Linked DNA regions of Homo sapiens: regions 1, 2, 4, 5, 6 and 7 are each linked to region 3. The links are chromatin loops, found by intact Hi-C in ENCODE. Cell type or tissue: heart left ventricle. All regions are shown on one strand. Links, peaks and the distances in the headings refer to the core of each region. The heading gives the core; the rest is flanking DNA.

What was found. Peaks named below come from ENCODE experiments on the same cell type or tissue, not always from the same donor. Only the 100,000 strongest peaks of a DNase experiment are listed, where the experiment ranks them.
Region 1: a loop joins it to region 3, with 4 times the contacts of the local background. A loop is called at or near these places in 8 of 110 quality-filtered maps.
Region 2: a loop joins it to region 3, with 2.0 times the contacts of the local background. A loop is called at or near these places in 16 of 110 quality-filtered maps.
Region 4: it touches region 3 in a loop (19-fold over the local background); 4 of 110 quality-filtered maps call a loop at or near these places.
Region 5: it touches region 3 in a loop (2.9-fold over the local background); 17 of 110 quality-filtered maps call a loop at or near these places.
Region 6: it touches region 3 in a loop (2.1-fold over the local background); 3 of 110 quality-filtered maps call a loop at or near these places.
Region 7: a loop joins it to region 3, with 2.7 times the contacts of the local background. A loop is called at or near these places in 7 of 110 quality-filtered maps.

Annotation. Positions count from the first base shown.
Region 1 is chr1:169,346,418-169,350,932 of GRCh38, reverse strand. The region is part of intron 1 of NME7 (NME/NM23 family member 7); the gene reads left to right. Among named protein-coding and RNA genes, the nearest start is that of NME7, 19 kb to the left of the region's middle. In heart left ventricle, for the core only: a CTCF peak has its summit at 2,303 (motif pointing right); no DNase peak of the experiment used is centred there.
Region 2 is chr1:168,722,854-168,727,368 of GRCh38, reverse strand. The region is part of intron 1 of DPT (dermatopontin); the gene reads left to right. Among named protein-coding and RNA genes, the nearest start is that of DPT, 4.1 kb to the left of the region's middle. In heart left ventricle, for the core only: no CTCF peak of the experiment used is centred there; no DNase peak of the experiment used is centred there; H3K4me3 peaks cover 1,102 bases; H3K27ac peaks cover 489 bases.
Region 3 is chr1:168,635,104-168,639,618 of GRCh38, reverse strand. LOC105371604 (a long non-coding RNA gene) reads left to right here. Exons shown (of 3, transcript XR_922259.3): 3 at 853-1,495. Among named protein-coding and RNA genes, the nearest start is that of XCL1, 61 kb to the right of the region's middle. In heart left ventricle, for the core only: CTCF peaks have their summits at 2,038 (motif pointing left) and 3,258; no DNase peak of the experiment used is centred there; H3K27ac peaks cover 1,146 bases.
Region 4 is chr1:168,765,881-168,770,395 of GRCh38, reverse strand. The region is part of intron 1 of LOC124904452 (a long non-coding RNA gene); the gene reads left to right. Among named protein-coding and RNA genes, the nearest start is that of LINC00626, 19 kb to the left of the region's middle. In heart left ventricle, for the core only: no CTCF peak of the experiment used is centred there; no DNase peak of the experiment used is centred there; H3K27ac peaks cover 1,018 bases.
Region 5 is chr1:168,715,517-168,720,031 of GRCh38, reverse strand. All of the region lies in intron 1 of DPT (dermatopontin), which reads left to right. Among named protein-coding and RNA genes, the nearest start is that of DPT, 11 kb to the left of the region's middle. In heart left ventricle, for the core only: no CTCF peak of the experiment used is centred there; no DNase peak of the experiment used is centred there; H3K27ac peaks cover 1,483 bases.
Region 6 is chr1:168,823,202-168,827,716 of GRCh38, reverse strand. No RefSeq gene overlaps it. Among named protein-coding and RNA genes, the nearest start is that of LINC00626, 39 kb to the right of the region's middle. In heart left ventricle, for the core only: no CTCF peak of the experiment used is centred there; no DNase peak of the experiment used is centred there; H3K27ac peaks cover 1,193 bases.
Region 7 is chr1:168,772,055-168,776,569 of GRCh38, reverse strand. It overlaps LOC124904452 (a long non-coding RNA gene), which reads left to right and starts at 1,951. Exons shown (of 2, transcript XR_007066725.1): 1 at 1,951-2,245. In heart left ventricle, for the core only: no CTCF peak of the experiment used is centred there; a DNase peak (open chromatin) is centred at 2,139.

The DNA.
Region 1 (4,515 bases), core at 322-4,321, 710 kb before region 3:
TCCCAAATTTTATAGCTAAAGAAACTAGTTGGGACATACTGAAAGGCCCACATGTCTTCTACCTCAGTGTGATGATCCCATTTACATGTGATGTGCATGTCTGTATGTGTATATGACTATTCCACATTGAAGTAATTCTAATTTCCAAACGAAGGAAAGAAATTACAAAGTTTATTTAGTTAATACCATATCAGTAAGTGCTCACATCACTTCTCTATTTTTAATCTCTTTTATGTTTGCCTTATTTTTCTTTTTTTCCCTCTTTTCTTGAATATCCTTCTATTTCTCTAGGAAAGAAAGATATACAACGTGAAGCTAGAGAGAGGGAGAGAAAGAAATCCAGGACCAATAAAGAGGGAGAGGGACAGACATCCAAAATCTAGGAGACAAAAGAGAGAAACATCCAGGGCCAAGCAGAAGTAGAGGCATCTCTGCCCCATCACTCCTGCTTTCTTCAAGATCCCCTCTGCGTTTTGCACAGGCTGTAGTCTTCTGGGAAGGCAGTGCTGGTGGAGAATGGATCCATCTACTTTCAAAGACATGCATTGGGAATTTATTAATACCTCTCTATCCTGCTGTCTGGCTCTCTGAGTTGGGACTCAGTAATGTACTAAGGAGAGTGAGCTCCTTGAGAGCAGGGCTCTTTCCTTCCTTCCTTCCTTCCTTCCTTCCTTCCTTCCTTCCTTCTTTCTTTCTTTCTTTCTTTCTTTTCTCCCTTTCTTTCCTTTCTTTCCTTCCTTTCCTTCCTTTCCTTCCTTTCTTTCTTCTTTCTTTCTTTCTTGGCACGATCTTGGGTCACTGCAACCTCCACCTTCCAGGTTCAAGTGATTCTCCTGCCTCAGCCTCCTGAGTAGCTGGGATTACAGGCACCCACCACCACACTCCGCTATGTTTTTGTAGTTTTAGTAGAGGCAGGGTGTCACTATGTTGGCCAGGCTGGTCTCGAACTCCTGTCCTCAGGCAATCCATCTGCCTCGGCCTCCCAAAGTGCTGGGATTACAGGCATGAGACACCATGGAGGTAGGGCTTATTTCTTACTCACTCTTGTAGTCCCTCAGTAATAGCTTGCTTAGAAAACTATTCTAATTAATACACTGAGCTTTTGAGATACTGTTCCTTTTATACAGTTACATTCTTACTAATACAAATGAGAAATCTATAGCCTTAAAGAAAGGATTAGGCTAAAAAGGGACTTAATTTTGGAAAATTTGTAAGGAGCTTGATAAAATGAATCCAGGGTTTTAAAAAAAGAGGTTCTGTTACACACACAACACACACACACTAAATAGACATACATTGTGGATTAAACCTTTTTTAAAAATGTCATGAGAAAGATATTCTTGAAATGATTTAATAGCATTTTTTAAATTATTGTTTTTAATTGTTTAAGATACTGTTATGTAATTTGTTAGATGTTAGAAAGCAAGCGAAAGGAATTTATTAGATGTTAGAAAGCAATGGAAGAGAATTCACTGAATGTCACGCATATTCCATAAGAGTGGCTGTTTGATAATTTCATCAATAAATTTAAAAACTTTAAACTTATTTGGGGCTGACTGGGCAAAGGATAACCCCCCCACCCCAGATTGGGTCCTCTTTTATGCAAGGAATTAGAGAGAAATGAAATTGTTGACCTGGCACAAGCTATCCTTTCATTAAAATGTTTCCTAAAGTCCCGATGACTGGAGGGGATATATTAAAAACAAAAGGAGGCTGCTCTTCCTATGGAGTAGGCATTCTTTTATTCCTTTACTTTCTTAATAAACTTGCTCTCACTTTTCTTTAAAAAAAGAAACTTATTAACTTATTCTTTAAAAAAGAATGGGAAATCTCTTTTTCTTAATAGTTAATATCTATCACTTATTGAATGCCTACTGTATATTCTTTTCACATAAGGAAACCTCAGTTTTTTAAAATACCCAAGATTATACGCTAGAAAGCGGTAGGGCCCAAATTTGAACCTATTTAGCCTAGAACCTCATGTTCTTTCTAGCCTACTACTTAGGGTCACGATGTTTAAAATTTTTTTTTTTTTTGAGTTAACTCTTTCTTTTGCTTTTATGTAGCTATAGAAATTTAACTTCCTTTTCAAAAACTCAGTTTCTAGTGGATATAGGTGATATACATTTTTTTCAGGAATTCATAATTCATATTTTGATACTTGACTAGGGCTCTGCAAAATTACTATGGTTTAATGAATAACTACAGGGCTAAAATTGAGGGTATTTGTGAAATGGCTTTGTGAAATGGCTTTGTGAAATGGCTTTTTGGGCAGGATATGTTAAATCCACATTGAACACTAGGTGGCACTCTTCCATCATTGGACACTTTCAGGAAAAGCTATCCTTTATGGATTTTATTAGTTGCTTATTAATTTTAATCATATTGAAGTGGCATTCGAATGCTATTCATCTAGAAATCACAGATGTACACAGTATCACAGATTATTTCTCATAAAGTCAAAGACACACGTTTTTCTTTCCTAAATTAGAAAACTTTAGCCTAAATGATGAAACAAATGGTCATCTTTGGGATTAAGCTTGAAAATGTGGGTTTTTTTTTTTTTTTGCTTTTTTTTGGAATCTGTTACTTTACCAAAATATCCTTTGACTTATTTTTAAAAACTTAATCAGGAAACTACAAAATAAAAATAATGTTTGAATTACATGAGGTAATATAGGCAAATGCATTCCAAAGAAAACACTGTCTTAATATCTTCTTCAGATAGACTGTCTGATGATCACTACTTCTAACACTTGTGGATGTATTTAAGACTTTTACCACTTTTATAAAGGTACATTAGTGGTTACAGCCACTTAAGTCTGTATCACTTTATTGTAAACACAGTATTTTCTCCATTGACTAATATTCAAAAAGACTCATTCTTTTTCTCATGATGAAAATGCTATCAGAATCAGTAGCCAACTGTAGCTAATGCAGAATAGTAGTAATTTGCAATGCATGTAAATCTATATGTATATTTAGCATCTGCAGCATTTGGTATATGACATACAGGAAAAAATGGAACCATTTTGGTTTGCATATTTTGCATAGAGCTACTTTTCTCTATCTCTGCAACCAGGGCTGCTACATACTACATATAGGACATTGCACAATTATGAGTGAGTTGCTGATATTCTTATTTATTACGTATTTTTCTAACACGTGGCAGTAAAGTGTTCTCAGGAAGGCACAACTTTTTCTGTTTGCACAGGAGTACTAGATGGACTAAAGAATAGTCTTTTCAGATTTCTTAGCAATGATACTGCTCGTCTATGCCATTGGCTCTTATTCTTGAAAGAAAAAAGAATACGAGAGGAGGGAGCACAGGAGAGAGAAGGTGATATAAAAGTACCATTCCAGGATGCATCTAATTTACTACAAATGTCAGGGTGGGTTTAGGGCCTCTACAATGGACAGATGCCACAGGATGCCATCCCACTGTATCTTCTCCTCATACTCTACCTTCAAATCATACTGGCTTTGTTTGTTAAACTTGCCAACGTCCATCTTCCTCCCAAAGCTTTATACTTTTTGTCTACCTGGAATGTATTTTTACCCCAGGTTTCTGCATGACTGGCTTTTCCTCATCCCGTTTTGACATCTCAGATCAAGTGTAGTTGTTATTCTAGTTGAAGGGGTACTCCCTAGCTCACTACCCCAATAATTGGCATGTTTACCTATTTATCCTATTGTTTTTGTAACACAATTTATTTATTTACTTACATTTTTAGAGATGGCGTCTCACTGTGTCGGTCAGGCTGGAGCGCAGGGGTATGGTCATAACTCCAACTCCTGGGCTCAAGTGATCTTCGTGCCTCAGCCTCCTGAGTAGCTGCAATTACAGGCACGAGCTATGATGTCTGGCTATAACACATATTATTACAAGAATTATATATATTTTTTATTTTTACATTCTATAAGGAGAGACAGAAAATTAGTAAGTAAGCTCCATGTCAACAGGGCCTTGTCTGTCTTCTGTCTTGAATATCCCCAGTGTCTGTTGCAGTGCCTGGCAAAGAGAAGCCATTCAGTATTTGTTGAATGAATGAAGGCATGAATAAATTCAACTTTTAAGGCATAACTAATATTTCAATTGATGATAGCTAGCAGAGTTCTGCTTTCTAAATTTATTCATTCAACAAATACTTAATAGATATCTGATATATGCAATGCATATACCTAGTCCCTTGGGATGCATCCATAAATAAAACAGACAAAAGTCTCTGCCCTAAAAGGGCTTGCATTCTTTTGGGGCAGATATGCAATAAGCAATAAACATATGAAGTATAGTATACATTATATTTGAAGGTAAATAAGTGCTACGGGAAAAAAATGAGCAGGGTAATGAATGTTGGGGGTACTGATAGTGGTGTTGAATGTAATTTAAAGGGAAGTGGCCAGAGTTAGTCTTGTGGAGAAGATGATGATACCTGAGCAAAGTCTTGAGGGTGAGAAAAGATAAGCCATGTAAATATTGGGGAAAAAGTATTCCAGGAAATAAGACAGTCAGCG
Region 2 (4,515 bases), core at 200-4,199, 88 kb before region 3:
TCCATGCTAAGTGCTTTATGTGGATCATCTCGTGTAATGCTCAAAACAAGGGTATATCCCATTTATAGGTAGACAAACTGCAGTCTAGAGATCCAGTATTTCCTCGGCTAGAAAGCTGGGGTTTGGATCCACAGAGTCTTTGCTTCAAAGAGTTTGTACTTTGCCACAGTGACGGGCTCCTGAGAGGCTGCTGCCTCCACCCAGAGTGGGCTCCCACCCGACAGCTGACTCTGTCAGCAGAGCCAGTGCCACAGGACCAGATTCAGGGCAGTTCTTCCTCCTGGAGAGGGTGGGGACCTGCAAGACCACAGCAGAAGCCCAGCCCCAGAGGGATGATCCCTACTTGGTTACCAGGACTGTGGAGGGGCTCAGCCGGACTGTAGAAGGGGTGGGGAGAGGACTCACACAGGCAGCAGCAGGTGAGGGTGCCGGGGCTGTGGAGGCTGCTTGGACAGCCTTTGTGGGCCATTCTCATCCACCCCCATGGCCTCTGGTGAGCAGATTTAGTTATTCAAAACCCCTTCTGACAGATGCTGATTCAGAGACCAGGCTCACCTTGATTGTTGTCTCCATGACTCCTCACAGCCAGGCCCACTGCCTAATGTGGAGCATGGCAATGACCTAATTACAACTGTCCCTCCAGTCCTCACCTCTCAGGAGCACTATCGCATGGGTGCGACTCCTTTCTAACAGCCGTTTTTTGTGCCACAGTCAAGCAGCACTCAGCCATGGTTCCCCAAGCCATAGAGGAAGAGCCCTAGGCTCTGAATCAGGAGGCCTGGGTCTGGATCCTGGTTCTAATGACTTGTGGTGTGACCTTGGCCCAGACGCTCAGCCCTCCAGTCTCCCGCCTCATTTGGAAAGTGAGCAGTCAGGCTGCATGATCTCTGAAGGCTCCACAGAGCTGTGGCTCACCCCTGAAAACACTCTTGGCTTTTTCTTGCATTCTGTTGATCTTTGTGTTCATCCCTGCTAGAGAGAGAAGCCAAATGATGTTTAGTTTTAAACTTGCCAACTGTGACTGGTTTGTCATGAACTCCCAAACTATTTGAAGAAAAGCAAAAGAGGAAGAAGGTGAAATAACATGATTTTATTTGGCCCATGGGAGTCAAGGGAAAAGCTGATAGGCGAGATACCTCTTCCACCTCCTCTTACTCGGCATTTTTGGGTGTGCAGTGTCTAGTAATTTTGGTTTCCTTTCCTCCTTCCACCCTCTGTTGCCTCCTTCTCCCCGTCTACTAATCACAGGGTTGAAAACTCACAAACATGCAAAACAACTTCTTTACAATAAGATCCAGCTGCCCCAGGACTGACACGAATTACCCTGGAAGCACTTTTAAAAATGATTATGCCTTTGAGTTCAGCCTCCAGTCTCAGTGAAAAATCTGTAAGGAAAGAAATTGCTTATGGGCTGGGGAGCTATTACATCTGACGTTGGCTACAGGCTTAGTCTGTTCTCAGGGAACAGTTGTTGATGGTTTTGTGCAGTTGGGCTGCCTTGTATAACCAAATTAGCTTTCAGGTTTATTTTAAAAGAGGGGAGGAGTCTCGAATATAGGCTTGACAATAGCACATAGGATCTGCTAAAAAGAAAATCTTTCTAATCAAAGTGCCATCTTTAAAAGGTGTTGCCATCATAGCTGAGTGGTCTGTGGTGCTGCCATTGATCACAGTTTCTCTGTTGAAAATCACCTCTTCAAGTGCCGGCTTCTGAAGTTTGGATGATGGTCTCTGGCACTAACAACTACCAGGAGGCCTTACCTGGGTCCCCATGAGTGGTATTTCACCATCCCAGGGCATGCCTAGGTTGTTCTCAGGGAATCTGCTCTAACTTGGGTCAGCACAGGCTGTAGGGCACTGGGTCCTGTGTGGAATAAGATGAAGGTGAAATTTTCTAGTGAGATTGAGCTACTGTGTAGCGGAAGGAGCCCTGGGCTTGGATGCAGGAAACCTGGATTCACAGCTCCTGCTTGTATCTGTGACATTCGGTATCTCATTCTGGCAAAAAAGAAAGAGAAGAAAGAAAGAAAGAGAGAGAGAGAAGGAAGGGAGGGAGGGAGGAAGGAAGGATTGAAGGAAGGAAGGAAAGAAGGAAGGAAGAAAGGAAGGGAAAGAGAAAGGAAAGGAAAGGAAAGGAAAGGAAAGGAAAGGAATGGAAAGGAAAGAAAAGCAAAGGAAGAAAAAGGAAGGTGTGACTCCCACCTCACAAGCTGCTACTTGTGTTACTGTGATACTTGTAGGATAAAGTATAAGAAAACTCTAAAGCAAATTGAAGTCTAAAACAAATGCCTAGCACATCATGGGCAGGTAGTAAAAGTTTAGTGAATCTGAAATTGATGTGGCTGATGTTGGGCAAGCCAGCTTTCCACGGAGTCTGAGTTCAGAGGAAAAGTGGTCCATTTATTGGTATCTACTTTTTACCCCGGGCTTCAAAGAATCTCAAGGAGAAGTTTTGGAGTGGCAGTTTGTGTTAGAGCTGAGTTTATGAATTCAATGACAAGCCACAGACTGGAGAAGAGGAGAAAGAATCTATGCAACAGGGCTATGGCAGCATCGAGGTGCATTTGAAGGTGGAGAGGTTGGGTGGGAACTCCGTTTTCCATGGTCGGACTATTTCCCTAATCTAAGCAAGACCAAGCCTCAGTGTAGTTCAGGGCAGTCGTCCTGAGTCATGGTTCTGAGTATTGAGTACTCACAGGGCCCACTTCCTCGGGGATGCTTTCCAAGACCACCTCCTCTCCCCACACATCTCGCTGTCTCCACTCCCTCAGCCTGCTTTGTTTCCTACAATGCCCTTGTCACTACCTGATTGGCATTTGTTTCTTGTTTTGTCTCCCTCACTAAAATATAAGCTTCATGAACACAGGGGCTTTGTCTCATTCACCACTGTATCCCCAGTGCCTAGACAAGTGCTGGTACATAACAGGCCCTCAATACATATGCAGTGAAAGACCAAATCAGCAGTCCAAACCCCAGCCAGTGTCCCCACGGCCCTCCGCAAGGAGGCCTGCAGGTTTTCCCACAGGGGAACCATTTTGCTTATGTCTTTGATTCCCAATATTCCAGTGTCTATAGTAGGGGTTCCAACTGTATTGTTCACATCTCATTTTGATTTATTGCATTTACCAACATGCAGGATGGTCTTTCAAGATTTCTTAAGGATCGCTAAAACATGCACAGAGGATGGCTGACACACTTTGCCGCCGCAGAATGAAGTTTTTATCAGGTTTTCATTCTCTCAATAATCTTAAGGTCTCGATCAATTTCAAAAATTGAAAGTAAACTCTTTATTTCAAAAGCCATAAGGGCTAAATGCTGCACAGTAACCTATCCTGGTTTGACATTTGTGGAAGAACTGATGAAATCAGTTTGGTGTTATACCAAGGTTAATTTCTTAGCATTTCTTAGCATTCCTAGACACTCTAGAGTTATGAAAATTAACATTAGAGGAACCTGGGTGAAGAGTATACATGAATTTTGTGTGCTGTCTTTACAAGCATTCTGTAAATCTGAAATTACTTCAAAATAAAATTTAAAAAAATAAATATAAGGATGCAGCACAAATATAGTACAACAGAATCGTGGAATTCCAGCACTGGAGGGGGTCTTGGGCACAATCTAGAGCAACCTCCTTACCTCACAGAATAGGAATAAAGGCCATGAGACTGAAGCAATTAAAAACTGAATAAAAACATTGCTGTCAGGTTAGGAACTGTCATCCTCTTTTTACAAAAGTAGATATAAATATCAGTAGAAGGGGAGAGATGGGTCATGGAGCAATTCTGTTTGGAATTAGGAGAGAAATCCATAACTTTACATAAGTATAGGTTCTATGGCCCTAACCCTGATCTACGTGGTGATTTATGATTTATAGAGTATTCCTCATTTATATGTTCATTTGTTTATTCATTCACTACCAAATGCTTATTAGCACAAACTTTCCCAGGCCCCAGGAAGATGGAGATGAATAACATACAGTCTATGCCCATGAGTTATTCAAAAGCTAATATTGTTTGATCTTCACAACAGTATTGGAATCCAGGTGTTTCACACATGAGGAGGTTGCCCTTGCATGGCTAGCAGATGGCAGACGGAGGACCTGAGCCAGCCAGCCTGATTCCACAGTGCTGTGGGTGATATGAAATGCTGATGTTATTTTTGTTCCTGGATAAAGCCATAGTGAGTGCTGACCTAAAAAAGATATCAAATCCACCTAAGGATGACTTCTGAGGGCAAGAAGGCTGAGTGTGGGAGAATAGGGTTATGACAGATCTAGGATTCTTGCCAACTTTCCATCTAGGTCACTCTCCTAAGTGCTAGGAATCAATTGTCTGGGGGAACTTGAGCTCTGCAAAAATGGTTGTTGGCTGCTCTTGTAAGGATGGCAAAAGCTCCCTCCTCCCAGGAGGGGATTTGCTTCTGTCTGGGAACCTGCAGGACACAATCTTCTCAATCAATAAGAGATTTCTGCAGAGTTAAGATATCGTGTGTGTGTGTGTGTGTGTGTGTGTGTGT
Region 3 (4,515 bases), core at 382-4,381:
AATTATTTTCTTGAAGCAAAGGACCATGTCATGTCTCATTGTAAATTCTATATAGAACCTGGTTGGCACAGTTAATGCAAAATAAATATTTTCTGAATAAAATGACTTAATTAATCAGAAAAGACACTAACAATGCATAACAGATAAACAATTCCAATGTTTTTGTTTAAACTCACAGACTTCTATGCAAAAAAGAATGCATTTTCATGTATATAAATTTACCTCAATAAACTTAAAAAATAGCTAATACTGTACTGCATACTTGAAATTTGCTAAGAGATACATTGTAAATACTCTAGGAAGGAAGGAAGGAAGGGAGGAAGGGAAAGAAAGAAAAAGAGAGAGAAGGAAGGAAGGAAGGGTGGGTGGGAGGGAGGAAGGGAAAGAAAGAAAGAGAGAGAAAAAGAAAGAAGGAAGGAAGGAAAGAAAGAGAGAAAGAAAGAAAGATAGAAAGAAAGAAAAAAGAAAGAAAGAAAAAAAGAAAGAAAGGAAGGAAGGAAGGAAGGAAGAAAGAAAGAAAGAAAGAGAAAGAAAGAAAGAAAGAAAGAAAGAGAAAAAGAAAAGAAAGAAACTATTTGGGTGATGGATATGTTAATTAGCTTAGCTTGAATGTGGTGATCATTTCACAATGTGTACATTTATCAAAACTTCAAGTTATATACCTTAAGTATATACAGTTTTATGTTAATTATGCCTCAGTGAAGCTGGGGCAAAAAGAAAGTTCATTACGCCACAAAGCAAGAACTCTCGAGATAGGGTGACTGCAGAGTCAGCTGATTTAACAGCATTAGAATCCAATTTCTTTCTCTCTCTATGTGTCCTGACATTTTGGATGGGTCATTTTGCCCTCAGATTCGTTTTTCTCCTGGTTTCAAGATTCTACAGTAATTCCAGACGTGACATCATCCAGACAAGAAAATGTTTAGAGGAAGAAGAAACCATTTTCTGTCTGTATCTTTGTTAAAGCAAGTTAACTTTTCCTAGCTGCCCCCAACAGACTTTTCTTCATGGTTCAGTGGCCAGAATTATCATTTGCCCTGAACCAAAGACACCTAAAGTGCGTAGAACCACTTTGATTGGCTTGGAACATCATTGTCAACTCCCTCAACCTCCATCCCTGGGCTGGCCCGGGGACCAGCCTTCCCTAGACACATGGCTCTCCGGACGTGGTTGTTTATACTAACAAAACCAAGTCTGTGAGGAAGTAAGAGCGGAAGAAAAGAATGTTAAAGAGGCACCCAACAGTAATGCTACATGGAATGGATTTTCTAAATACTAAAAAATTAAAAGTGCATTTATGATGAGAATAGAACCTTAGGTTCCAGGACAAATTCTCAAGAGAACTTGGATCCAAGTAAAGTAATTTTTGACACTTCCTCATCACCTCCCTCACAGATGACCCTCTCCTCCCTCACAAATACCAATCCCCCTCCCAATGTTTCACCTTCAAGCTAACCTCTAGTTGCCCGGGATTCCCAAGATGTCTCATTTAGACCTCTACTCCTGCAGCCAGACCTCACTCACATCTTCCAGCCATTACTTCTCCTCCTATCAAAAATTACCTAGAATCCCACTTATTTTTTAGAACACTATTCTCAGCACTCCAATAGCTTACCTCTTTTTATTTTCTCATTTTCTTTTAAATTGTTTGCAGGAAACCTGGTCATACTATGTGAACAAAGACATGTACATTTTGACAAGTTCCTATGGAGTAAAACTAGCCTCAATTCAGAAATACACTTTATCTCTGAGAATGGGTGTCTATGATCCTCAGACAGGTTGAAGGGGAAATATGAGGGAAGGGAAATTTTCCTAGAGGCCCTCACACAATCATCTCTTCCATCATGGTCTTTCTCTTTCCTGTGCTCTGAATAGTCTGTTCTTCTTGTATCGAGGGCAGATGACGTATTTATAACATTTCTGGCAGCTGGAAAGCTACGGAGGGAGGGTAAAGAAAGAGGAGTTGTGAGACGCAAAAGATATCATTGCCTTAAATGCTACAGCTAAAGCTGTTGAATGGCTTAGCTCCCCCTACAGGATGCCATGTAACATAGCAGCACACACTTAGAAGGTACCATTTTGTTAATCTCCTGGCCCTTCAGTTTCATCCTGTCTTGCTCTATCATAGGAGACTGCACAGTCATGGCCGACATCTTCAGCCTTCCTACACCAGAAACTTCTTCCTAGCCTTCCTAAACTTCTGCAAATAGACTCAAATATCAGGAAATCAAATGTTTTTCAAAATTAAGGAGATGAACTTCAAACATCCGGTAGTGGGAAGTTGAACTGAGAAACTGCTAATGTCTTCTTCCAATTCTAAAGTACTGTCAAAGTCAAATAAAGCATAGAGATGAATCTCTGAAATTAAGCCATTTCGTGGGGAGGAAACAATGGTAATTCAGGCCATACATGCAGACTGTCTTTAGCATGTCCCAAAAACAAAGAGGTTAGGGGTTTTATTTTTTAAAAAAGGAAACGTTACATATTGTCCTTCGCAAAAGCTCACTGGCACTAGTAAGGTCTGGGAGAGTTGGCAGGATTTGGTTGGTGACTGAAGGCAGTAGGTAAAACACAAGGGGTTGTTTCAGCAGCTCTTAGATAAATCAGGTTTCAGCAGGAAATTTCAGCAACTAGGCTTGCAGAGAATTACATTCTTAGATCAATGTCATGTGCTTGGAATGTTTTCTCCCCCTGGCTTCTCCACCCTGTTTTAGTAGGGTATAACAAGAATGCCCCAATTCATATGATTAGCTTTCACAATCATTGTCCTTCTTGCCACAGTACAAGCTGTTCACATAGTAGGCTCTGGCCTCAGCTCGTGTATGACCTATAAATAGCACCTGTGTCACCAGAGGGAAAAACTGCTGAATCAGGGACATGGGTTAGAAGGAGTGTAAATCATCTTTTGTCTGAAATACTCCTAATTGATTTTTAAAGAAAAAGTCTCAACAAGGGTGTGTGTGTGTTTATGTGTGTGTGTGTGTATCTGTGCATGTCACACACAGCTTATCAGAAAGAAATCAAGAGCAGGAGTGAATGAGCAAGACAGAAGACAATGCTCATCTTCAGCCTTCCTACACCAGAAACTTCTTCCTAGCCTTCCTATGTTGTACTATATTGCACTTAGAGAAGTGCAGTTAGAGAAGACACGAGCAAAAAAGAGCAGAATTTCTTATTCCAGAAACCTCTATCATCACAATCAGACAAACTCTTCATAATTGGGCACCCCACAGAATTACACCATAGTGCCATCTAGCTCTCACTACCAAAGCTTGACATCCTATTCCCAGCTAGGTTAAGAGGTTTAGGGTTAGTCACTGACCAGCAAAACTAAACTGATTGCCATTATTTGATAATGAAAATAAGCAAAATCCCCCAAAGAGGTTTATGTTTGGTAATAATTTATATTCAACTTATCTTATCAACATTCCAAACCAGTTTCTCAATATGAATATTAAGACTTAGATCTTTCTTGTTGAATATAGATTCAATGTTGCTCTGGGTTTTTATTAAACAAATTTCCACAAAGGTTGCACTGATTACTTCCTATCTTCTTTGGAAAGCTGTCAGCTGACAATGCTACCGGCTATAGATCTGATGTCAACAAATCACTGGTCTTGCAAATTTCCAGAGCATTTGCAAAAATCCCTAAAAAGAACAAATGGGAAAATTTCATTTTAATTCACTTATGCTGAATAGCAGGGTTGTTCATGTAGTATTTGTAGAGAGAAGGAGTGCTGGAGTCATGTAAAATAAAATAATAAACAAGTGTCACGCCTGCAGAAGATCAAAGATTCTTATTGTAGGTATGATCTAGAAGAAAGTCTAAGAACTGTATTTTGTGGTGCTTCTGAGTTGTAAATTCTTTACTAAAGTATTCAATTATGGGAAATCGTGCCTGCTTCCCACTGCTGGTGCTGGCTGGGATGGAAATACTAAATGCCAAGAAGGAAAGTACATAATGGTTTTACTCTTTCTTCTAATAAACAGTATCATGGTGGAAAGAACTTGGCCTTTGGCCTTAGAGACTTGAATTCAAACATTGAAACAAAGCACTTTCTAAGTATTTGGGATAATTAACGTCCTTGAGCCTATCAGCATTATTGCAAAAAATAGTGGAGATAATATCTGTAAAATATCAAATATTGTATCTTTTTTATAAATAGTCTTTATTTTGTGTAAATACTATTAAAACATCAAAGAGGAATATAATCATGTGCTGTCATCTTTACAGATGTCATTAGACAGTACATATTTGGATCTCTGGTAATCTTGTTATGATGTGAGTCAGTGATTTATGAGGGGCAAAATTTTCCTATCGCATTACCTATTCTCTGCATCATCTGGCTTACAAAAATAGGAGCAGTGCATCTTTGAGCAGAAATAGATGCCTGAAATAGCTGTTAAACTGTTTGAGAGTCAGTACGAGGTAAATTAACCCAAAATAGAGCTATAGCAGAAAAGAGCCAAAAAGTGTGACTGTATTTAGCTATGGCGATGATGCTCATGTGTGGG
Region 4 (4,515 bases), core at 193-4,192, 130 kb before region 3:
CTGGGGTACATGTGCAGAATGTGCAGGTTTGTTACATAGGTTTACACGTGCCATAGTGGTTTGCTGCACCCATCAAACTGTCATCTACATTAGGTATTTCTCCTAATGCTATCCCTCCCCCAGTAGCCCCCCCAACAGGCCCTGGTGTGTGATGCCCCCATCCCCACGTCCATGTGTTCTCATTGTTCAGCTCCCACTTACGAGTGAGAGCATGTGGTGTTTGGTTTTCTGTTCTTGTGTTAGTTTGCTGAGAATAATGGTTTCCAGTGTCATCCATGTCCCTGCAAAGGACAGGAACTCATCCTTTTTTATGGCTGCATAGTATTCCATGGTGTATATGTGCCACATTTTCTATATCCGGTCTATCATTGATGGGCATTTGGGTTCCAAGTTTTGTGAACAGTGAATGCTATTGCTATTTTGAACAGTGCTGCAATAAATATATGTGTGCATATGTCTTTATAGTAGAATGATTTATAATCCTTTGGGTATATACTCAGTAAGGGGATTGCTAGGTCAAATGGTATTCTTAGTTCTAGATCCTTGAGGAATCACCACACTGTCTTCCACAATGATTGAACAGAAGCACAGACTATAAGGCAAAAATTGTTGATCTGACTACAAAGACATTAAAGATTTTTGTTCAACACAGGCACAATTGACAGTGTTAACAGATGTGTACCATACTAGGGGAAAATATTTTTAAAGTTTAAAATAAATGAGATTAATACTTAGATTATAAAAGCAATTCCTACTAACAATTAGAGAAAAAAATAGGAAAATGGGTGAAGGATGTGAATAAGAAATGCAAAAAAGAAGAAATCTGAAGGACTACAATTAGATCAAGAGATTCTCAACCTCACCAATAAGAAGAGACATAAAAATCAAAGCAACAATAATATACCATTTAATACTCATTCAATTAGCAAAAGTTAAAAAGTTACACGACTTCAAGTTTTCAACAAGTTGGGGGAAACAGAAACCTACATAAATGGCTGGTAGGAGTGGGAGCTGGCACAATCTTTCCAAAAAGTAAACCGGCAGCTTTTAGTAATTAGTTTCTGTGTACCCTACAATATAGCAGTCTCTCTCCTGGGAATGTGTCTGAGAGATTTTCACACAGGCCTGTAAGACACCACATAGAAAAATGAACACAGCAGCATTATTTGTTAGAGCAATAGTTGTCCATCAGCAGATGAAATAGAATTCAGCTGTCAGATGCGATAAACTAGTGAATATACATCAGAACATAACATTGAATAAAGAGATAAAAGAATATAATGAGACGCTGCGTATGATGTAAACTAAAAGCTTATACATGGCCAGGCGCGGTGGCTCACGTCTGTAATCCCAGCACTTTGGGAAGCCAAAACAGGGGGATCACAATATCAGGAGTTTGAGACCAGCCTGGCCAATATGGTGAAACCCTGTCTCTATTAAAAATACAAAAATTAGCTGGGCGTGGTGGTGAGTGCCTGCAGTCCCAGCTACTCTGGAGACTGAGGCAGGAGAATCTCTTGAACCCGGGAGGCAGATCTTGCAGTGAGCCGAGATCGTGCAACTGCACTCCAGCCTGGGTGATAAAGCAAGACTCCGTCTCAAAAAAAAAAAAAAAGAAAGAAAAAAAGCATATACACAAAACACTACTAGATATCTTTCACAAATACGTATGTATCAAGAGTATGAAGAGACATACATTAAACATCTTAGAGGGAATGTATACTAAGTGGTAAGGAATGGGAATAGGGAATGAGAGATGAAGGGGAAAACTAAAATAAACTAAGAAAGGGGCTTTATGGGATCAAACATAAGAGTGTGCCAGGAATTGAAATAAGAGTATGAATAAATGAAATCTCTGAATCTAAAATCCAAAAAGTTAAAAAAACAAAAAGGCACACATAATATGGAACAGGTTGCTATAAGAAGGCACACTTGGTCTCTGCATAAGTTTCTCCTAAGCACATGGGAACACATGAGCCTCACAGGATATAAAGTGCAAATCAAGACCCTGTTCTTAAATTCATGAACTATGATTCTCTTTAGACTGTTCTCCTTCAATCTCTTGAAGCTCTTTTCAGTTCTACAACAGTGGTGATAATTAGCCAAGTGGGGAGGGGAGGGCATAATTCCACTTTTCCTGAGAAGCTGGTGACAAAGATTCCCCCTGGCAGAGGTATTTTAGAAACATTGATTGTGTTCTTGTATTTTCCATGTTTCCCTCTATGTGCTGGCAGTAGCAAATGTCTTTATCGTGGCTGTCATCCAGAGAATTCGAAGCCAGAGCTCTGCTCTGGGCATACATCCAGAAGAGTGATGTGGATTCCATGGCTGAAGAGCCCCAAAGTTTAAGGAGGGCCCAGAGGTTATGCTGACTGCCTCTTCAAGCCTTTACAAGTTGAAGAGGGAGAAAAGCTGAAAGCCCTTGGTCTTTCTCAAGGCCGTGTGCGGCCTTACTTTGATTTTTGTTCTGGGACAGGATGCCTAGATGTTTAGAAGTGTTTTAAGAGCAAGAGGTCAAGCATCACTCTTGAGGGGCCAGAGTATAGTGGGGAGACTATACATCTGTGTTTTAGATTTTGCTCTACCTCCAAATTGGATATGAAGATTAATTGGGTAGAATTTTCTCAACCCATTGCATTCCTTACCATTTAGTGTACATTCACTCTGAGATGATGGCTAGAATTTCATGAGCCCTGTGTTTATGAAACGACTGAAGTGTGTTCATCTTTTTAGCACAGAAGAAACACCACTCATTGACAAAGAAGCAGCTACTCACGAAGAGGGATAAAAAGCATCTGAAATTCCTTCCAATCTCACATCAAATGTCTTCCAATACACTGAAAGTCCCATTATTTTTATTGATAGTAAAAATTTTCATGTTAAGTATTTATAGTTATTATTTATAAACAAAATTTTATAGTTTTAACCAAATTGCTAAGAAGCTATTATTCCCATTTTATAAGTAAAGAATGGTCTTAGCAAGAGAGGTTACCCTCCTTGACCAAGATGACACAGCTAGGATATAGCAGAGCCAGGATGCAAGCCAGGTCTACATGGATGCATGTGTACAGCTTTATAGCTTATTAGTGTTGCTATTAAAAGCTTTCGCTAAGATAATACATATATTTTATGCAGCAACTTGGAAACTAAGACATTCTCAAAACTTCTGTAAGATTATTTTTTTAATTTTTAAAAATTTTTTGTGGGTACATAGTAGGCATATATATTTATGGGGCACATGAGATACTTTGATGCAGGCATGCAATGTGTAATAATCACATTATGGAAAATTGTGTATCCATCCCCTCAGTATTATTAATTGGTTCAAACTAGGCAGATATGATCTCAAAACCAGATCCTTGAAAGAATGAAGCACAGAAAAATTTAAAAGCTTTCAAGCTTTGGATTACTCATCACCTATAGAGCAAAATAGTGCCCTGCAAATAAGAGACCCCCTCAATACAAATTCCCGTCCCCTCCTGCCTAGCTTGAGGTGCACAGTAGATTGTGAGGGACAGAAGACTGGATACCAGAGGCCTTGGAATGTAGGAAAGGGGACACAAAAACCGAAGGCAGTCTGAAAAGGTGATAAGAGATCTTCCATGGCAAACAGAACCTGTTTTTCCATTCTTCCCGAAGGTCAGGCCTTACTCTGTTGACGCAAGGGCTGTTTTCTGTGTCATTTTCTAGCTAAGGCTGATGGTCCCTAAGCACGGCACAGATTTTGATTCTTTCTCATCACTTCAAGGTCTATCTAAAGATTCTGCTGAGAAGGAGCTTATAATTTTTGCATTGTTATGGGTTAAACATATCAACTTTCATTTGATAGGCAAAATGCCCTGTGATAACACGTAACAATAATTACAGTTGCAGTAATAGCAACCATTAAGGAAATGTTTAGTATGTGTCAAATGCTGTGAAAAGTGCTTTATATATATACATCATCTCACATGATCCCCTCAACAGCCCTCAAAAGATGATATCATTACTTCTACTTTACATAATTGAAAATAAAGGCCGGGTGCGGTGGCTCATGCCTGTAATCCTAGCAGATTGGGAGGCTGAGTTGGGCAGATTGCTTGAACCCAAGAGTTCAAGACCAGCCTGGGCAACAAGGTGAAACTGTCTCTACAAAAATATACAAAAATTAGCCAGGCTTGGTGGCACACACCTGTAGTCCCAGCTTCTCGGGAGACTGAAGTGGCAGGATTGCCTGAGCCCAGGAGCCGGAGGTTGCAGTGAGCCAAGATCATGCCACTGCACTCCAGCCTGAGTGACAGAGTAAGAACCTGTCTCAAAAAACAAAGCAAAAAAACCCCCCAAAAACAGTCAAGTAATTTCCCCTTGACCATCTATCTAATGCCTGGTGGAACTAGAGCCAATTTACTTCAGACTCCAAATACCATATTATTGACCCTTATATTTTAACTTTGTTACTAATACCCTAATCATCTATGATCTAGGGAAACTGAGGCACAAGGTGTTGATTCATTAAGGTAACAGTTTGGAGTAGAT
Region 5 (4,515 bases), core at 280-4,279, 81 kb before region 3:
ACAGGAGAAAGTCTTCCGTTTTAGCTTTCAGGGTGATGACCCTGAGATAAATCATTTTCAGAAAGTCCACTTTCTCAGAATAGGTTCACAAATGTGTTTTCAGAGGAGGAGTAATTACCTTGTGACTTTCCTTCTAGAAAGCTTCCAGTTTCAGATGGAGCAGGGCTAACAATACTCCAGTTTCTGAAACTGAAATTGAACCTCAGCCTTCAAAGAGGTGGTAAGAAAAAAAAAAAGTATGTCTTCTCAGATGGGAAGGAGAGTCTTGTAAGTAAGGTACCAGTGCCCTCCTGCTCTAAGGAAATAGTCTTATTTCCTTAGAGCTGCGGTCATGTTATACAATTCACCAGGATATTAGCCATCGTATTGGTGACTGTTAGGAACTCCTCACTCACATCCATGAAGGGGCCTGAAACTCCCTCCAAGTAGTTTCCCTCCAAGCGGAATAGAGCATTGAGCCACTGCCCTGTTCTCCAGGCCATTCAGGAGCAACAACCAGGTGCTGTGAAGTGAGTCAGAGCATTAGTCATTTGACCGCTACCCATCTCTTTTGAAATTGAGTTTGAGTAACTTTAGCAATGCAATCCCTGACAGTTCCCCCAGTCCTGTTCCATTTAGAAGTTGCCTCTCTTCTCACCTAGCTCTGTGTTTGTAATCCTGCAGCTATGGCCAGTGTTTAGGTGAGTCTTGTTAAATAAGGAGCTTTGTTAAAAGTGAAAATGAGAGGAATGGAGGAGAGGAATGCCCAAAGCTATATTTATTTTGCCCCCTCATCATGGAGCTGCAGGGAGAGAACGGAAGCAAGAAAAGGGATTGCTCACCCAAGATCCATGTAAACTACTTGGAGGGAGTTTCAGGGCCCTTAATGGAATTGAGTGATGAGCTCTTAAAAGTCAATTCTGCCTCCAATAATGGGACATAGTCGGGTCACTCATTCGGTCCCTCATTCTTCTATTAAACATTTGCTGGACAACAATGTCAGACACTGCATGGAATACTACTTCCTGAGAGTGGTAAGGCATACTAAAGTACCTGTGCTCCAAAGTGGGTGGCTAAGACATCCAACCTCATTGAGCTTTGTTTTAGGGAAACAGCAGCTCAGGGAGGGCCTATGAATCCACCAGTGTTTTACTGATTAGAGACAGGGGAGCCAAGGGACAGCTTTTACAAAGTAGACTCATAATTACTGTGTAGACTAAACATAAGTATAATGACACTAATAAGCAATTTATTAATCCCAGGAATTTTACATGCGTTGTCTTATTTGGTCTTCACGATAACTTTAATACATATGTGCTATTATTATGCCCATTTTACAGATGAGGAAACTGAGGCTATTAGAGGGCACGAAACCCGCCCAGATGATACAGCTAAGAACAGTGGAGCCATCCAGCAGCATAGCCAATGCTCTTGGCCACTCTACTATCTGCTCCCCACAGTGTGAAAAGGTACCCCCACAAAGATCCGGCTCTGGAAGGAATGCTTTCACATACCAAACTCCTGAACAGGCTGACTCTACCAAAATGTGAAGGCAATCAAACCAAAGCCGGAGGAGGAGGGTTATGTTTGGTTATCTAACTTTCACTATATGTTCTTAGGCTCTGAGTCTGTAGGGTCCAAATAATCTTCACAGGGCAGAGTTATCTGAGGTGGTGTGTGAGAAAGTGACACACACTTCCCGTACAGGCACTGGGGCCAGCAGCCTGGCCAACAGCTGGCGGGGAATTTGTGGAACTTGGATTGCCTTCAGAACTGGTACTCCATGAAACAGTTCGGCTTATCTTCCTACATTTATTTTTACTTAGGGGAACTTACCCCCATGGGAGCTCTGTCCCCTATAGGGGTCTGAGTACAGAAGACAAGCCAAAACAATGGAACAACAACTCCGTGGAAACCACAGCCCAGCTCAGTTCTGAAAGGGCTTTGTTTTAGAGGAAGGCAGCATTTTAGTGATGGTAGGAGAACAGGTCACAGAGAGCACTAGCTTATGGCAACCTTCTCTTTTTGGACACATATGAGTTTTGCTTATGATTCTTAGAGCTTCATATTGAAATTACCTCTCACCTACTTTACTAAGAATTAGGATAGAATAGAACACCCTGGTAGATCAGCCCCTAAAGCTACCTTTCCACCATATCATGAGCCTAGTCCATTCCACTCATATAGCTTGCTGAAGTATGCCAGGCATTTACAAAGTGATTAGTATACTCCTGATGAGATGCGAGCAATGGTAGAATGAAGAAGGCTACATCAGTCATATGCAGAAAACTGAAACTGGACCCCTTCCTTACACCTTATACAAAAATTAACTCAAGATTAATTAAAGACTTAAAGGTAAAAACCCAAAACCATAAAAACCCCAGAAGAAAACCTAGACAACACCATTCAGGACACAGGCATGGACAAAGACTTCATAATAAAAAACACCAAAAGCAATTGCAACAAAAGCTAAAATTGACAAATGGGATCTAATTGAACTAAAGAGCATGTGCATACCAAAAGGAACTATCATCAGAGTGAACAGGCAACCTACTGAATGGGAGAATATTTTTGCAAACTACCCATCTGACAAAGGTCTAACATCCAGAATCTACAAGGAAATTAAACAAATTTACAAGAAAAGAAGAAACAATCCCATCAAAAAGTGGACAAAGTATATGACCAGACACTTCTCAAAAGAAGACATTTATGTGGCCAACAAACATATGAAAAAAAGCTCAACCTCACTGATCATTAGAGAAATGCAAATCAAAACCACAATAAGATACCATCTCATGCCAGTCAAAATGGTGTTTATTAAAAAGCCAAGAACCAACAGATGCTGGCGAGGCTGTGAAGAAATAGGAATTCTTTTACACTGTTGGTCGGAATGTAAATTAGTTCAACCATTGTAGAAGGCAATGTGGTGATTCCTCAAGGATCTAGAACAAGAAATACCATTTGACCCAACAATCCCATTAATGGGTATATACCCAAAGGACTATAAATTATTCTACTGTAAAGACACATGCACAGGTATGTTTACTGCAGCACTATTTGCAATAACAAAGACATGGAACCAACCCAAATGCCCATCCGTGATAGACTGGATAAAGCAAATGTGGTACATATACACCATGGAATACTATGTAGCCATAAAAATGAATGAGATCATGTCCTTTGCAGGGACATGGATGAAGCTAGAAGCCATCATCCTCAGCAAACTAACACAGGAACAGAAAACCAAACAGTGAATGCTCTCACTCATAAGTGGAAGTTGAACAATGAGAACACATTGACACAGGGAGGGGAACAACACACACTGGGACCAGTCGGGGGTAGAGTGTGAGGAGAGGGAGAGCATTAGGACAAATAGCTAATGCATGCGGGCCTTAAAACCTAGATGACAGGTTGATAGGTGCAGCAAACCACAATGGCACACATATACCTATGTAATAAACCTGTACATTCTGTACTTGTATCCCGGAACTTAAAGTAAAATAAAAGAAAATTGTAAAACCTAGATACATGTATAATAAACTACACAGTTGCACATACCAAAAAAAAAAAGCTAGATCATCAAAGAGCCATAGGTCTCAATTTACACCTTAACCTGCATTACTGAGCCCCTATAGCTGAGTTTTCTAGTCTGCCAGAACTTCTTACAAGTCCTGGGAACAGGGAATTCAAGCTAATTTACATGGTTGACCGAATACCGAGCCCATCTCTCAATTCTTCTCACAACATAATAGCAAAGTGATTGATACAGAACAGTAGTAGAGTATGAGATGTTTAATAAATGAATGAATAAATAAATAAATAAATAAATGCATATTTGAATTATATACATTAGGTGAATAAATGAATAACAAGTAATAAATAATAAATTTAAAAGGACGGATGATTTCTGATGACAGACAAGTAATATATTTAATATCTAATTTTGTTAGATCTGCAAGTTCATTTTCAGCAATGGAAAAGAATAAATGAAATCCACTTGTTGATAATGTTACAATTTGTGTGTCAACAAGGCCTCTCTCACCAGTCAGCACACGGTACTTACTTTATGCATTATATTTTCTGAAAACTTATCTTCCCATGAAATACAAGGTTGCATTCCAGCAGCTGTCTGGCCATGCACATAGACAACTGCCTGCTCTGGCTCTGCCCACTCATAAGAGGGGATAGACCAATGGCTGGGATGGTGGGAAATGCAAAGAAGGAGAGGTAACTGAAGAACTATTTTGGAAGGGTTTGTGAAAGAGCTCATGCTATAAGGTGGAAATCCACTGGATTTCATCAAAGGGCCATGGCTCACCATACCCATCTGGGCTTTGCATGCTGTGTGGGGGCAGAACAAATGATCATCCTTGTGCTCAATTTCCAGGGCTCTGCTGTTAAGCAGAAGAAATGTTTATTTGAAATTCGTCAATACATTGTGCTTCTCTTTGTCTTCTTTTTATTTTAAATTCCAGTAAAATGAATTATAATATCTTTTATTTTAAATGACATGCATAATACAATCTTGAATTTGTA
Region 6 (4,515 bases), core at 311-4,310, 190 kb before region 3:
TGATGTGGGCAAGCCAGGGAAGTAATTACTGCTTTAAATCAAAGAAGAACTGTTTGTGCCTCTGTAGCAGGAAAATTCCATGTTAAGCAGGAACTCTTCCATCCTCTGAACCATATTGTATCCATCATCTTTCTGTGGGTTTACTTCCCAGGGCTCAGAAAAACTGTCTGCCTATTCGTGCCTCCAGACATAATAAGCATGTTTTTTGTTGTTTTTGTTGTTTGTTTGTTTGTTTGTTTTAAGACAGGGTCTTGCTCTGTTGCCCAGGCTAGAGTGCAGTGGCCCGATTACAGCTCACTGTAGCCTCGACCTCCTGGGTTCAGGTGATGTTCCCACCTCAGCCTCCTAGGTACCTGGGACTACAGGTACGCACCATCACACCTGGCTAATTTTTTTTGTAATTTTGAATAGATTGGGTTTTGCTATGTTGCCCAGGCTGGTCTTGAATTCCTGGACTCAAGTGAACACAGACCCTGGATATGTCAGACTAAGATCTCAGTATCCAATAGATAAATTCGCAATGAAATGAAGGGGCTTCTGAAAATGTATTTTCGCCACATAACCTTCAGGCCGTAGTTTTGGATAAGAAGGAAAAGGGCAAGTTAAAGAATATTTTTAACTTAAAAAGTGTAAGCAAACTCAGTTTGCAAAAGGCTAATTGGATTTTCTGCCTAGCCATTCCTTATTTCCCCATTGCATTGCACTTTTCCTGGAAGAATTAGATCAGGCTGGGCAATTTTGCTTTTGGTTTGTAACCAGATTCATTTCGTATCCCTCTTGGGTTTTAGCAGAGTTAGCTTTTAAACTATAGGAGGGAAAAACCACATTCTCACACTCAGAGCCAAGATTTCAAACTATTTTTCAAACACCGTTGACTTCTGTAATTATCAAAGTCACTTCTTCAGCACTGTGCTTGGACCATTCTAAACTGTCTAGTTTCTCATACCTACTGATGATATATCCAAAGGGCAGAGACTAAATGTGGACTTCTTGCTCCTATTTACTGAATTTCCTCTTTCATGGGAAATAACTCGTGCTTAGTCCCCATGAGTATAGGGCCATCGTTAACGTACACAGCACATTTGGAAAATGGCAAAATATCCCATCTTTGGCTAGATGTACAAATTACCTAGCAGAGGGTGATTTTGTGAGAAACAAAAGGGCCTCCTGCCTCTGAATAAATGCTGCCCTAATCTAGTGCTTTGGATTTGCATCATGAATACAGCAGAGGGAGTTAAGCTAATACTAGCTGCTGTAACAAACTAGCTCAAAATGACCAGTGGATTAAAACAACAAAAGTTCACCTCTAGTTCATGACAGTTGCTTATCAACCTCCAATAGGCAGATGGGAGAAGGCAGAGAATGGAGAGGCCAATCTGCTTCTTGATCTCTTTGGCCTAGAAATAACACGCTTTACTTCTGCTCATATTCCACTGACAAGAACCAGTCACATGGAGCTTTCTAGGTGACAGGGGATGGGGGGAGTTAGGAGGTATAGTTCATATCCTCCTGAGAAGTGAAGGCAGTCACTTCTCAGATACAAGGGAATTTCTGTGCCTGATGATTTAATAACATTCATTTTGAGCAAGTCAAAGTGTTCTTGTGGAGCCCCATTTTCACCAGGACACCGCAGAGCTGCTGATGTTCGATTTAGGAGGCTGAGCTCCAAATGCTTTTCATATGCTAACGGCTTCAGGCTATAAATTCATGTGAGCATGGACTTGGGAGTCAGCCAGAATTATATTTAAAATCTCACAAATTGCTTAGCCACTCATGGTCTCAGTTCTCTCATCTATACAATACAAAATAGAGATAATAAGAATCCCAGTTCAACATAATGAATTGAATGGCTTGTTTGTCTCTGCTCCTTTCTGAAGTCCCAGTAAAATAAATATGAAATGTAACAATGTTATAATCTTTAAACCCAATTGGACGGTGACAGCAAATAGAAATGTCAATAAATTTCAGCTGATAGATGGTGGACTCGTGAAAGAGAACTGATTTGATGTAATGAAGCAAATAAAACTTTACAATGTAGTGAGGGGGTGAAGAAAGCCAGCAACAAGCAAACTGATTTATACCACAGAACCCTATAAAGGCTCAGAAATTGGAGAAAGGAGGTATGTTTGAAGAAAAGAGTGTAAGACGGAACTGAAAACAAGATTAACTGCCACCATCCTGGGAGCTGGAGAGAGATGCAGTGCCACACAAAACATGGGCTTACAGAAAATCAGTGGATGGTATGGTAAAACCCTTATCTTTTTCTCCTGCTTGGTTCCCAGATTTTGAGAAGCCAGGATTACATGTGCTCTCTTCTGGAGAAACTTCTGGGCAAAAGAAAAGGCCTATACACATCATCATTGGGGTGTATTAGTTTCTTGCTGCTGCTGCAACAAATTCCCACAAACTTGGCAGCTTAGACCAACACAAATTATCTTACACTTATGCAGTTCAAACGTCCAAAATGGGCCTCATTAGACTAAAAGCAAGGTGTTGGCATTCTAGGGGATCTGGAGAAGCATGTTTACTTGTCTTTTCCAGCTTCTAGAAGCTTCCCACATTCCTTGATTTGTGGCTCTCTTCTTCCATCTTCAAAGTCAACAACATCAGACCAAGTCTTTTCCACACTGCCATCTGTCTGATTCTCTCTTCTAATTGCCTCTTCCACTTTTAGGTATCCTTGTGATAATACTGGGCAGCCCAGATAATCCAGGAAAATCTCCCTATTTTAAGGTCAACTGATTAGCAACCTTAGTTCCATCTACAACCTTAATTTCTTATTGCCATGTAACCTGATACAGTCACAGATTCTGGAGATTAGGACATAGCTATCTTTGGGGGACATTTGATCTCATCTCACAAAAATGCATTTGTGTCCTAGTCTGATCGCCTTGTGAGGCCCACTGGCTGCCAAGCTGTGCCCATGCAGAGAGAGCTCCCAAATGGCTTTTTAGAGCCTCTCCCTTATACATGAACTCACAGTCAAGGACCATCAGACATTAGGATACCTCTCAGAGGTAAGGGAAACACATACAAGCACACACAAACACACATCCATGCACTGCACTGCACTACACCACACCCACCCACACTTATACTCAGATCCCTTTCACCTCTCACCCACAAGGCCCACAAGGGTGAGAGGAATGTGAGTATAAGCGTGGGTGGGTGTGGTTGTAGTGCAATGCATGGATAAAGGCTCACCCCCTGACCTTTTATAGGGTTCTGTGGTATAGATCAGTTTGCTTGTTGTTGTGAACTAGTTTTTAGCTTAACAACCTCTGCTGTATTTATGATTATGGCATCCCTGACTGCAGATAGAGCAAGGATTTTCATCAGGCACGTGGAGCAATTCCAGAATGAATAGGGCTTGCTGTATATTCTCCCTCTTTTCCCCTAGAGTGACAACAGAAGGAAGGCTAGAACAACTTATCAAAAAGCAGATGAAGCTGGAGCCTATTGCCCTTGGCATCTGGGTCCTATGGTCCCAGGCCAAGTAGAAGATATGAAAGAAATGTTCCGGCCATGTGTGAAGAGATTAGAGTGTGAGGTAGAGTTGGAATACCCTGGTCTACTAGGCTGCAGACAAATGGGCCAGGTCAGAGAAAGCTGTTGGGTTGTCGGGTAACATGAGAGGCTGGGGACATGGCCACATATGCTACATGGTTTCACCCTGTATCTCTCCCATTCTTCGCCTTCTCTTTTCCTTCCTTAATCCTGCTATTTCTTTCTTCCCTCTCTATAACCATTCCGCCCTTTGGAAAAGGGGGGAACCTTTGGATTTTGTCCAAATCTCATATGGAATTATAATTCCCAGTGTGGGAGGTAGGGTCTGGTGGGAGGTGATTGGATTGTGGGGGCAGATTTCCCCCTTTGGTGCTGTTCTTGTGATGGAGTTCTCATGAGATCTGATTGTTTAAAAGCATGTGGCACCTTCCTCCTACTCCAGCCTAATGTCCCTTTTGCCTTCCACCATGGTTATAAAGTTTCCTGAGGCCTCCCCAGAAGCTGAGCAGATGCCAGCATCATGCTCCCTGTACAGTCTGTGGAACGTGAGCCAATTAAACCTCTTTTCTTTATAAATTACTCAATCTCAGACATTTCTTTACAGCAGTGAGATAATAGACTAATACACTTCTCCTCTTTTTTTTTCCTTCAGTGTCCCTGCATGTCTTTCTGTCTCTCTACCTCTCCATATTATGACAATATCCTCTTAGTTTATACATAAATATGTACGAGAGTCAATGTACTTTTCTCCTCATTTTCCTGAAAATCAGTTTGATAGATTATTGCCATTTCTGGCATGTTATATCCCCTGCCTCCCCAAGATTTCTAGGAATATATGAAATAGGAAACGTAAGAAATTGCTTTTCTTTCATAATAGCCTTTCATCAGGTATTCTCTGAGGAAGTGTGCTAATGGAAGAGGTAGAAGTTTTATTGTCTCTAATCAATAAACCTAATTAAAACATTCCAAGTGCTCCTCAGTTTTTCCCTGAGTTAGTGGAATCTCATG
Region 7 (4,515 bases), core at 211-4,210, 140 kb before region 3:
CTCAATGAGTTCCACAAGTGGGTGACAGAGTCCCTTCCCAATAGACAGCTTTCAATGGAGGCAGGCCTGATGATTCTTTGCAGGTGGTTTGACTCCTGAAGCTGTCCAAGAAGTACTCAAAATATTTTTGACATTTAATAAGCCTTTTTCTCCACCTACTAAGAAGAGGACAGGCTGGTCCTACTACTATCTGTGGGGATGGAAAATAAATGGACAGTAATAACTCCTCTTTGTGCTTCATTAACGTGCAATCATCAGGGCAGCAGGCGTAGAATGAAGGCCAGTGTTGACTGGATGTCACAGTGAGAGGACAATTCTGTAGGTCAAAATGGGAGAAGAGGCAGAATAACAATCAGAAATTGTAGGTCATGTGGAAAAATTAACAAAGGTTGCTTTTATTCTAGTGATATTTTCCAATTATGTTAAGCGCACTGTCTAACTTGCTAACATCCCCCTTGCTTCCCACTGCACTAAAAGGAACTAGTTATCTGACTGTGCGATGAACCAGGAGACCTGGTGTGTCCCAGCCCAAAGGCTGAGGAAAAATGGCCCACAAACCATTCCTTACAATGGAATAGAGTAGAAAGGGTCAGAAGATACTGTCATAAGGCCCTACTCAGCCACCTACTGGTTCTATTACTTTTGGGGGGGTTATATGTTTATATTCATGCAGATTTATATGACCCTTATAATAATTATTATAAAACAAGCTCAATACGTTATTGTCTAGCTTTTTCTCCTCCTTCACATAACTGCTTGGTCCACTCCTGACCTAAACAAACAAATCTAAAAAGAGCTTACAACATCCCCCTCAATGGGTACGAGTGTGAATATTTTGTATAGGAACGAGATTCATGGTTAACGTTAACCCACATGAAAGCTCTTCCCACTGTTGGAAGAGAAAAACAGATTTTCACTCAATGTCTTCTCAATTGCTAGGTTCACTTCTTCATGGGAAAACACCCCACAATTATGGTAGTTGCTGCCAAGAGAATAATGGTAACAAAGAGAAAAGAAACAGTTATTATGGAGTTTGTCCAGAAATCCATCCCTATTATGTAACAGCAAATGATACAATTGATTCCCTCAAACTTGGGCCAGGAGACTTTTTTGGTAAAATGCAGCCAATCCACTGATTCTTTCTCCTTGTGTATTTCCCTACTCCTGTTCCAAACTAATCTGCATACCTGTATACTTAAGAGAACCTGGATCAGGATCCAGAACCTCCCAAAATGTTAATTAATATATTATATATTATATATACACACATATATATCAGCTTAAATACACATACTTATATATTTAAATATACATCAGCTTATATATAGAGAGAGCGCCATATATATATACACATATATATATCAGCTTAAAGTTACTAAAAATATATTTTATCCAAATGTTATTCATAAATTTAAAATTCAGTATCTATAGGCATTTGCAAATGCCATATAAACGTACACGAAGGCAATTTATAGCTTCTCTAGTACTAAATAGTTTTAATCCCTAAAATGATCCTCAAGAGGAAGACACAGGGATAATCAAAGCAAGATTGGCTTAGGGTCAGGGCTTATGTTAGGCACACATTGGTGGAGAGCTAATGGATCTTCCTTTGAAATTCTACCTTTATCTCCTTTTAAAAAGTCAATGAATTAATTTGTTATTACTCATGAAAACTTTTCTACAGATTATTTTTTCGCAGAAAAATAGAATGGTGGGATCTGAGAAAGAGAAAGAAAAAAGAGAGAGTGGAAAGTTTTCAAGAGCTGGAATTTTTGTAAGGCAGAGGATGAGAAAAGTGTGGGCCAGGGCAGGGCAGGTAAGTGGTGACACTAAGGAGGAATTGCCAGCTTGGGTGTACAATAAAGTTTAATGGGAAGGGTGCCCCAAAATAATTTCATTGCAGGATCTGGTCCAAGACCAGTTCTGACTCTCATCACCCTTTCTCTAGCATGCTTTCACTCTGCAGCCCTCAGCTCCCAGCCCCTTACACTGGTTTCCCTCTTGAGCATTATCTGCTCAGTGATGACCTCTGATCCATTCTGCCAATAGTTATCCCAGACTCTTTCTGTCTCTCTACAGAGAGAAGGTGTGGGTGGACAAAGCAAAGCAGAGCCCTGACCTCACACCAGCTGGCTGAGCTGTCTTGGCTTGCATTTGCTGTTCCAGCATTTGTGGAGTTTGAAATCTGCATGCTTGGAGTGCGGAGAGCTGGATCTTGCACCACAGTCTCCCTGTGGGCTCTTGAGTAAGTGCTTTTAGCAGCTAGGGAAGGTGGACACAGAAAGGGAGGGGAAGAAGAGGAGTTAAGAGTATTTGTGTAGTGTGATCTGAGGGACAGTTAATAGCCCTCTCTCCTCACAATCATAAAATAAAAGTATCTTTCCCAAGAGGCACCATCGTGTTAAAAATGCAACTATTAGAAATACACTCAGTTCAGTAAAGCGTTGCTCTCTCCTCTCGATTCTTATCTTCCCTTATCAATATAAATATCCTTAGGAAGTATCATACCCGAGTCACTGATACTTTAGCATACATAATCAGAAAACATTCTTCAGTCCCAGAATTTAGATGATCACTGTAGCTACTGGGTTGAGATGCTTTTAGGAAGAAATTGATGAAGGAGGATAAGAAGAAAAGGACAGCACAGAAAAGGCAGAAAGGGACGTCAAGACAATCTTCACTGACTTAGCAGGACCTCCAGGCCCACTCCAAAGCCACGCTACAAAGATCTCTTCCTCTCGTCTTCAGTGGCACATGTTATGGGGCCATTCAATCTCAGTAAGTGAGTGCATGAATGTCTGTTTAGTAAGTATTCTGTATTCTAATGTATACTAAGTATGTAGTAAGTATGCTAGAAAACTGTCTTGTTACAAATATGATTTTACCTGCGATCCCGTGGAGGGGTGATCAGAGAAAAAGAAGAGTTCAGAAAGTACCTTTCATCTCACTCCAGAAACTACTAAAAACTACTAATTTTCTTCTCCAGGTATTGAACTGATACATTGTATTTCTCCCAGAAAAGATTAAAATTGTATCCACAGAGGCAACCTCAAAACAGAGTTGATTGTTGTTCTGGAAGCAGGCTGATACATTTTTTATGATTGTAGGACAAAGTCAAGTATGAAGTTTCTCCTGGTCTATTCTAAGATACAAAGTATAAATCAATTTTGGAACAATCCACTTGCCCGCAGCCACAGACAGAAAATAAGCTTTCCATGGAAAATGAAGGGAGAAGGTGTGGAGAACTTGGGTGATGCAGCAGAAGAAACAGAAAGCCTGCGAGTACGGGCAGGGGCATTCCAGAGTCACCAGAAGTGGAACGTGCAGTTCTCCCTGCTGATTGCTTATTAGTGTCCCCCAAGATTCATTCTTGTTCTGACACCTTCAGGAAATTTATAGATCAATCTTTTCTTTTTTTAATTTGATGCTGCCATAAAAGCACTGTATGGTGCTATGAAGGGACAAACAGCTTCCTCCATAATATCTTGGCAAAGAAGAGAGCTCCAAAAGAATCCCTGAGGGACCCAGGTGACCCAGTCTGTGTTCATTTCTACTCCACATTCAAGTCACATAGCTCTGGTATCCTTATGGATGACTGTTTTGCTTAGAAATAAAAATCTGTGCTCTGACATTTCTTAACTCTGAAAATAGTGACATGGTCGTTTCCCAAAACCTCTTGAGCCTGTAATCCATCAGTTGTACTTGCAGGCTTAGACTTACATAATTTGAAGGAGTTTGGGTCTTTCCCAAATATGTTACTGAAATGGAAATCCCACAAATGAGAATGGATTCTAATTCATCTCAAGTCATAATTTAGATTGGGAATTGGCACTTTTTCTGTAATGAACCACACAGTAAATATTTTAGGTTTTGCAGGCCAAATGGTCTCTGTTGCAAATACTCAACTTTGCCCTTGTACCTTGAAAGCAGTCACAGATAGTGCATAAACAAATGGGTGTGCCTATGTTCTAAAAAGCCTTTATTTATGAAAGCAAGCAACAAGCGGGATTTTCCCAGGCCATGGTTTGCTGAGCCCTGCTCCAGATGGCTCTTTGCAACACCCACTTTCTTTTATTTTTCTGTGCTACCTATTGCCACTATCTGAGAGTTCTGAAAGTTTCTAAATTTACATAAATTGTCTATGCATTGGTATGATTTTCTCAAAATTGCAGTATAAACATGTGCTTTTCAATTTCTTTTATCATATCTTTATAGATTAAAAAATACACAATAAATTCTACCTGGCTGCATTCTAATAATTTTTCTGAACTCACGAGCATATTTTTATGTAGCTGTGATTTGTACATGTATTCTATTTCTCTATTTTGTGATTTATACTCAATATTTTTTGTAGAGACATTGTTATGTATTGATATATTCTGCTTACTTATTATAAAAGATTTTACAGTATTTCATTACATTTATAAAGCTGGCTTGCTAAATATTCTCCTACTGTTAAATATTTGGATTTTTCCATTTTTTTTCCGTGAGCTAAATAGGGCTACTGTAAAAAAT